Regions from separate parts of the Homo sapiens genome. Here region 1 is linked to region 2. Evidence: chromatin loops called from intact Hi-C (ENCODE). Cell type or tissue: MCF 10A. All regions are shown on one strand. Each heading gives the region's core, and the rest is flanking DNA. Links, peaks and the distances in the headings are about the cores only.

What was found. Peaks named below come from ENCODE experiments on the same cell type or tissue, not always from the same donor. Only the 100,000 strongest peaks of a DNase experiment are listed, where the experiment ranks them.
Region 1: it touches region 2 in a loop (2.4-fold over the local background); 1 of 110 quality-filtered maps calls a loop at or near these places.

The regions. Positions count from the first base shown.
Region 1 is chr10:34,491,844-34,496,243 of GRCh38, forward strand. All of the region lies in intron 3 of PARD3 (par-3 family cell polarity regulator), which reads right to left. Among named protein-coding and RNA genes, the nearest start is that of PARD3, 320 kb to the right of the region's middle. In MCF 10A, for the core only: no CTCF peak of the experiment used is centred there; a DNase peak (open chromatin) is centred at 2,328.
Region 2 is chr10:34,278,814-34,283,213 of GRCh38, forward strand. All of the region lies in intron 21 of PARD3 (par-3 family cell polarity regulator), which reads right to left. Among named protein-coding and RNA genes, the nearest start is that of LINC02629, 380 kb to the left of the region's middle. In MCF 10A, for the core only: a CTCF peak has its summit at 2,395; DNase peaks (open chromatin) are centred at 1,898, 2,348 and 3,578.

The DNA of each region.
Region 1 (4,400 bases), core at 312-4,311, 210 kb after region 2:
GCAAACAGAATTCAACCCAGTCGTGGTTTCCTAGGCAACAAGCACAGATAGAACCACTGGGGGGAAAAAAAATGAAAACAAGAAAAAGCATCGCAGCATTTCCAGTAGGCTTAAGAAATGCATTTTAATTGTCAAAATGTCACAGACAACAATATTGAAAATCATTTCCTTGGAAATGATTCAAAGCAGAATGCCATTTTCATTACAGCAAACGAGGTGTGGAAAAAGAGAAAAATTAGATTCCCTTCCTTTGCTCTGAATTAAGTAGGGATGGTGATCAATCTTATTTGATTTTACAAAATGTATCTACATTAGTACGGATTTCTAATATGCCTCGTTAGTTTTCTCTGCAAACATTACCATACATTGAATCAACATAAAAAGAAGAGTCATCCAGGATGACGGGCTAGCACAGGACGAAGCATGTGGCTGAAGATCATCTGCTGCAAAGACAGGCTCGCACCTGCTCAGGTCTTAATTCACAGGGTAAACCACACACTTCAAAACACCGATTCAAACAGAACAAGGCTGTCCACATTCACGCATGGCTCTAGTTTCCTCATCTATAACAAAAAGGGCTTACCTTCTATCTTAAAAACTTCTGTCCCTAACAGCTTTTGATTTTTGGAAATAAAATATAGAAGGGCTGTTCTGTCTAGAAAGATTGCTTACAAAATAAATACTATATTCTAAAGCATTTTAAAACTTTTTCTTTATAGGACCTAAATATTGACAGTTAACCTTTAGAAAATAATATTTGAAATGTCCTACCACATGGCTATTAAAATGTCTAAATTTTACACCAGCTTTTGTAACCCTGATGGCATTTACTCTTATATCCTGATCAGAAACATTTACTTGGATTAACAGAAATGTGTTGGGTACCCTTAATCTACACTTTCACACGATATGTCACTATAATCTTGTGAAATCATCTGTATTTTCTTCCAAAGAATCTTTTCAGTCAAACACTTAGTCAATTTAGAAACTTAGGTCGAATCGATTAAGTAATTCAGTCAAAACTACCAATATAGTAGCTGCAGGCAAATATCGCTAAAGCGTTTTTCTGATAATTCACCTCTCAATGATTGGAAAATGAGGGAATGAATAGCAAAATGGGAATTCCAAGAACGAAAGTGTTTACCATTTTTTCTGTCTACCTTGTATATCCACAAAGCAAGATTAATGTATTATAATTCATTTTTCTGAGCCAACCACCTGCCACTGAACTTCATTAGATCAATGTTAATGCCTTAGTCAATCAGTTGCACTACTGGAGTGGTGTTGAGTATCTGGCTGCATTTGTGCATATTTCCCTCTGTGATACATACTTCTCCTCATATAAAAGCTAGTACAATGCAAGACATGCAAGTTATAAAAGAATAAGTTGATAATGCAAAGCAAAGTAAATGCCCAAAAATGGAAGCACATGCATACATTACCTTATTCCAATGTCTTCAATCAATTCAAAAAAATGTGACCTGTCTGCGTGTGGCACAGGGGATCTCTACTCCTGGCTCCTACCATTGCATGAGAGAGAATTATTAAATTTTCAGGAATTTCTGAGAGTTGATGGTTAAATAAAATTATTAAAAATTATAATACAGGCCAGGCATGGTGGCTCATGCCTGTAATCTCAGCATTTTGGGAGGCCACGGCAGGCGGATCACCTGAGGTCAGGAGTTCCAGACCAGCCTGGCTAACATGGTAAAACCCCATCTCTATTAAAAATACAAAAATTAGCTGGCTGTGGTGACAGGCACCTGTAATTCCAGCTACTCGGGAGGCTGAAGCAGTAGAATCACTTGAACCTGGGAGGCGGAGACTGCAGTGATCCAAGATAGTGCCATTGCACTCTAACCTGGGCGACAAAAGCGAAACTCTGTCTCAAAAAAAAAAGAAAAAAAAGAAAAGAAAATTATAGTACATAAACTTCCAACTAAACTATATTAAAACAAAGATAATACTCAAAAATCTTCACGTTCGAATTATTTTACTATATTTTATTAGTATCTACACACATGATGCACCTTCTCCATCTATTATCATGGAAATACCATATTACAGTTTGCTACCATGCATCTCATCCCAACTCAACATTCAGTGACATCAATTTGGTAGCCTGAATCTGGCCATAATACTCATATTTACACCATGGAAATGGGAAAATGTGACAAAGCCAGGTTTCTGCGGTTTTCAGAGAGCCGGCTATTAAACATTTCCCAACACAGCAGTGGATCTAGAGAACCCACACAAATTCCCTACTCTCCCGTAGTCACCAAAAATACACAGCACTACAGGATTATGTAGCAACTCTATGGAATCCGGAAACACCTACTGAAGAAACTGTTACTTGACCAGATGCCTATGGCATAAGTAAGGCTAGACAGGAGAGCACCAAAGAGAAGTTTTACCAGACAAAGGGAAAAGAGAGTGCCTAGAGTTAAGCAGGAAGAAGACTCATCCAAGAAATTCAGAGGCCCAGCGTGCTAGTCATGAGGTAGAAGAGACAAGGCTGCAAAGACACAAAACAATTCTTATACACTTGAACAAAACATACCAGTATTCTTAACCGTACTGGGAAGCTGCTGAAGGTTTTTAAGCATGGAGGTAGAAGGAAGAGAGATGTGAATTACTAAACGATCACTTGACTAAACTGGAGAATGGATCAAAAGACTGCCCAAGAAAAGATGCAGAAAAAGTGACCAGAAAGCAGGTCCAGTGCCTCCAAACTTTCTTGATAACATAGCCCTGTTAGGAAAATCTTTCTGAGCATGCAGCTGTATAGGACTTTTATTTAATGATCATTTAAATGCTCAATTCCACTAATACAAACATTATTAAACATATACAAGGAATAGGAAATTTTACAATGTGAGATAATAAAATACAGATATGTTAAGTCCTGATATTTTTTTAATAATTGTTGTTCCCCTAATCCCCATGTTGATCAAAGGTCCCCATTTGTTTTCCATGCCTCAATGGTTCTGCATCACACTTCACAGATCACTGATGAAGCCAGCTTTGGGAGATGAAATGTAGGATGCACTGGTAACAGGATTGATAAGGTCTGCAAAGCTGGAGCCAATTCCACTGTCAGGGAAGACCAAGCTCATGCTCAGACATTCCACACTAGGAAAAACCTCTTCAAAACTTAGCACCATGACTGTGACCAATTTCCAGCCCCCCAACCCAATTTGCCTACTGAAGACAACACAATGGTTGAGCCCAATTTCCTGGCACTCAATTTCGCAGGGGGCAAAAGAAAATGTTAAACTCATTGAGATACCATTGCTTCCTAACTATCTGTACCCATAAACAAAAAAAGCAAAAAAAAAACAAACAAAAACCCACAACTCAACACAAGCACAGTGGTCACTGTGTTCTGGCATCCTACTGCAGACAAGCAGATCTGCCCATCATTGCTTCTGACACCTGCCAAGTAAGACCTCATCCAACACACAGTCACAGTGCCCACAGAAACGTCAGGCTACAGTTCTGTAAGAAGTTCATCAGAGTCCAAATAAAGGAAAATCTGAATTGGCAAGGAGAACCCACATTTATTGGTACCCTTGGAAAGATTAATCACTCGGATAATCAAGGGTAGACTCACTACATTTTCAGACATAGCTGTGAAAACTGAATTTAGAGCCAGCGTGCTCCTGATGTTAACTTACTTTAAGCATTTGCAAAATAAAAGCAATAATTCCAAATAGTGGTCTCTGAATACCCTTTCCCATTAATAGGGGCAAGGCTACTTTGAGAAATGACTGATTCCAGGTATGGGGCAGAAAATATATTAGAAGAGCATGAAACACACTGTCACAGCAGAAAGTGAGGATGCTGCTACCAACAGCTCTCAGGAGTCAGCTTAGAGGGGTCTGGTTATTCAAATGTGGGGCAACTGAAACATCAGTAAGAAGAATAATGCAACCGGCTGCAGTAATAACTATGTTGATGTTTGTGAGTTCTTAATGATATCTTTTAAAAAGAAAAAAAAAAAAAACAGTAAACATGAACCGTGAGGATGTGGCCCCAGAAAACCAACTTATTTTTTCTGAAACCAATAAAGGAAGAGGCTAGCCATGGTGGCTCATGCCTGTAATACCAGCACTTTGGGAAGCTAAGGTGGGTGGATCACTTGAGCTCAGGAGTTTGAGACCAGCCTGGGCAATATGGCAAAACCCTGTCTCTGCAAAAATACAAATATTAGCTGGGCATGGTGGTGTGCGCCTGTAGTCCCAGCTACTTGGGAGGTTAAGATGGGAGGATGCTTGAGCCCAGGAGGTCTTGGCAGCGAGCCAAGATTGCATCACTGCACTGGGTGTCCAGCCTAGGTGACAGAGTAAAACCATGTCTCAAAAGGGAAGAAGAAGAAAAAAAAAAAAGAAACAAAAACA
Region 2 (4,400 bases), core at 208-4,207:
TACACTTAATATATTGTGAAACAACAAAACCAGTTGTCTTATACTGACTAATAAAACACTAGAATAATATTTCCCTAACCAACAGACACAAACACATCTCAACAGATACTCACTCAAGTAATGTTCAGGCTTTCATGGATATTAAAGCACCTACAATTATTGCCAATGCAGAGAGATGCTCTTAAGCCAAATATATCTAGGACAGCTCTCATCAGAAAGCAAACTGCATTTTCCTACTTCATTTGCAGTATCTGTCAATAAAATCGGTTTCAGATATATAGTATGCCTAACGCTTAATTTTCCTCAAGTATTCATCTATATTTTTTCCTTTTTTTTTTTTTTTTTTTTTTAGAGACAAGCTCTCACTCTGTCACAAAAGCTGGAGGGCAGTGGCACAACCACAGCAGCTCACTGCAGCCTCGAACTCCTGGGCTGAAGTGATGCTCTTGCTAAAGTGTTAGGATTACAAAGTGTTAGGATTACAGGTGTGAGCCAACACACCCAATCAAGTATTTATCGAAATAGTTAAGTTCTACAAAGCAGGTTAACAGATTCTTAAAAATTCTCATTTACCTGTGCAATGAAAATTTTTTTAAAAAAACTTGAAACTTAGCCTATTGATTAGAATTGACTTTTCTAAAGGATTCACGAGGTCAAAGAAACATGAAAAATGCTGCTACAGGATAGAAAAAATGTTTCTCTTAAAAGGTTAATTTTTAAAAGACAATCTTTGCATGACAATAAGTGATCTAAATGCAAAGATTAGTGTTAGGAAAACAAACATGTATCACTTGCTGAAAAGGATCCTACCAACTGAGATGACAAAAAGTTCAAGTAATTACCCAAAGCAGGTATTACTGAGAACAGCTGGTAAAATTAGAAAGAGAGGAAACGGCATGCAGAAAATCCACATAAACTTGCAAAATGACACACCAAGAATGGGGAGTATCCCACTGAAGGACACAGATAGTTCAACGGTCTGGTATTGAAAACACAAGGCTTTGAAAGATGATTAGAACATTGAATAATGGAAAGTTTCAGATCATCTGTTTCCTAAGGAGATTTATAAATATTCCTTCTATACTGGGAGGATTTAATAAGAAATTAATTAACTTTTACATATTTCCACTAGAAGCATTCAGTATCCCTGGAAATGTTCCCAAGCACAACTTACTATGCAGATATAGATAATAATATTGTAATAGCTTTCAATGGCTGAATAACTACAAAATACAAGCCAGCTAACATTATAAACCTCATTTAATAGAATGAATAACATGAGGAGAATATTATTTGAGAGTTGGGAAATTTGGCCAGATATCATAGCTAATATTTCATGTTTCAGAACATCTTTCCTTCTTTCTGTCCCTCTTTCCCATTTGTCTGTTCACACAGACCTGACCGTGATCCAGAAAACATTTAATATGATTTTCTAAGAATGCATAAAAATGCAAAATAAATAAAAATGAAAATAGATGTCAACTTCTTAAAAGTACATAGGTGTGGAAAATGTGTACTTTATAGGAAAAAAAATGATTAGCACAGACCAGTATGTTAACAGTGTGTTAATACAGATAAATTTTTGTTTTCTGATTGTAATTTTATGGGTTTCTCCCAAATTTTTCTGTAGTTTTTAGTATTAGAATAAACTTAGAACTAGAGCTTAAAAAGGTACATTTTTTAAACAAGTGAGAAAGGTGGGAAAGAGAAAACTGAAAAAGGAGGAGCAGTGGTAAGCACGCACTTTCATAAGTCCACAAAACAGAAGCCAGAAAGTAGAGACAGGTTACAACACTGCTTTAAACTTGCTCGCAGTTCTGGAAAACAATCAACTCCGGTTTCCACAGCCAGTTAGAGGAGTAAGCTGAACACCGCTGAACCAGGAGTCAACGGTCTTTACTTGCCCTTGGTATTTCCCCAGTGACTCAGAATGTTGTGGGATGTCAGTATTCCAGGAAAAGCAAAAAGTGAGGGGTTGAGAGGATGTTTTGAGAATAAATAAGTTTGGAGAATGGTGACTCTCTGTTCCTATCTTGGTGACTCATAATGCACATGAACTTGGTAGAATTTTGAGAAATAACAGAGTAGAAAGATACGCATATACTGGTTTAAACAAGTGTTTCTCAAACATACTTGTAAACAGAACACATTCTCTGCTGCTGAACACTGGGCAATCCTGTACCACATAGTGTATATACTACCATTTAAAAATACATGGAGGTATCACTGGAGCAAAAACAACAGAAAGCCAACGTGTGATGCTTGGTCGACAGAGAAATCTATCACGGGGCTTTGTATGGGAGGCTAAGTAGACCTGAAGTTACGTAGATCACTTAATTGGAACATGTTCTGTTTTGAGTTTGGAGCCTAAACCTTTCATGTGGTGGAAATGAGCCAGTAGAGGCGCTGTCCCTAGGCATGCCTGAAACACAAGTCAGAGGCACGAAGCACTGAATTCACATTTTTGCTTAGTTTCTCAGTCTGTCTCCAATGTAGCCAACAGCATCTCTGAAAAAATAGGGTACCTAGGTTCAGTGCTCCAGAATGAGAAGTCAAAAATAGCATGTCGGAAAACCTGTTAACTTCCCCCTTGGTATCACGCCCAGACTCCCCGCTTCTCAAGAAGACCATACTCATGGAGGCTCTAGTCTGAGGCAGGGCAGGGCTAGTAGAGCAGAGCACAGATCCATACAGTGATCTTCCTAGTCCATTTCTCCCATATGGATGGCATTTACTCAAGACCCAACCTCACAGTGTTGGTAGCAAGTGACAGAAAGGGAAGGAAGTTAGCAAGAATGAAGTCAAACTTAATCTTGGACCCGGCTCAGAACAATCTAGTATATTGTCACCATCTAAATAGATCTTAACATTGAAGAAAAAACATTTAAAATTATATTCATAGCCCTTTTAGTTTTTCAATATTTATATCTTGAGCAATATTCAAGATTCCCAGATGTACACAGGCAAAAAAAGTTCTGGTTTGTGGACAATCATAACTCATGGGGGAATGTTGGGTTTTCTATTTTTATATGGAATTAGCCAAAATAATTTTTGGAATTCAAATAGCTACAGTGGTAAATAATATCCCGAGAGGTATTTCACTACTAGTCAGCAGTGAGGGAAAGGTTGTAAGGAGAATATAAGTAGTGGTTTATTTATTTTTATTGATTACTCCAGTCAAAATTTTTTCAAGGAAGCTGCAGTTTCCATTCTCAAAAAGAACACTGCCAATACCACAGACAGAACAGAAAGAACGACATATGGAAGAATGCTTGCCCTATTAAAATACAAGTGCCAAACCTACTCCACCTCCTAGTTCAGTCCGTTTCTTGCATTCACTTGCTCTATTACAAAATCCATAAGTTTAAATAAAACATACTTGCAAAAAGTTGTTATTGAAATACAAAGTCAAAGTATAATAATTTTCTTAAATTATGAGCCTAATTGACTTTTTAATGGACCATTCACTTATTCCTTGACCCTGAAAGATTTTTATTTTAGGCCTCCTGTACATTGTAAATTCATTATGATCAACCTAGTTCCCAGAAGTATTGCATCATTAGAGGTACAGAGATGGAAATTAAAAGCAAAACTGAGAAGTGAACTGTGCCTTAGGCAAATTAATAATACAAGTGAAACCATTATGTAAAAATCATTGTTTGGCTGGAAATATTTGACTAAGCATCATAAAAGTATTTTGGAAAATGTTGATAGAATTCTGCATGGAAACATAGCAGTCACCTTAAACTGCAAGGAAGAAATGTTTAGAAGATGAAAAATAGTACAGGATTAATGAAGCTATCTATCCCCTGTGGCAGGTATCAAGATATAGGGGAGGTATAATGTTTCTGTCGCTCAGATTACTCTCTAAGTAAATTACATATTTGCCTGTGGATGAATCTGAGTTCACACATTTACCTGGTATAGTCTCCTCCTTTAGGGAGAAGAAACTCTTCTAGGATAGAAGTTTATACTTCTGAGTCACTAAATGCTATGGCACACACACTAAGGAACACTATGCACCCAAACCCAAAAATAGTGAATTTACTAATAAGTTTGGGAATCCCAAAATTGATGAGGATTAGAAAGAGTCCTACAAAGCAAGGTGAAATGATTTTTTAAAAATAAAAATTGAGGAGGAACCAGCCGTCTTGCTTCATAAATTTAAAATCCATATTTTTTCCCACATACATTTTCTACCCTGAAAAGCTACAGAGACTCAGAGTAACCATTCTATTCAAGAAAAACCTCAGAGGTATTAGAAGGATGAATGAAAAAATACCCAAACACTAATCTCTTTTAAATAAAACTGTTGTAGGATACTATTTTTAGTTATTTCATTCATTAAGTATTAGAGTAAAAGCAGCCTAGCTTTAGAATTATGGTAGGAATACTGGGCT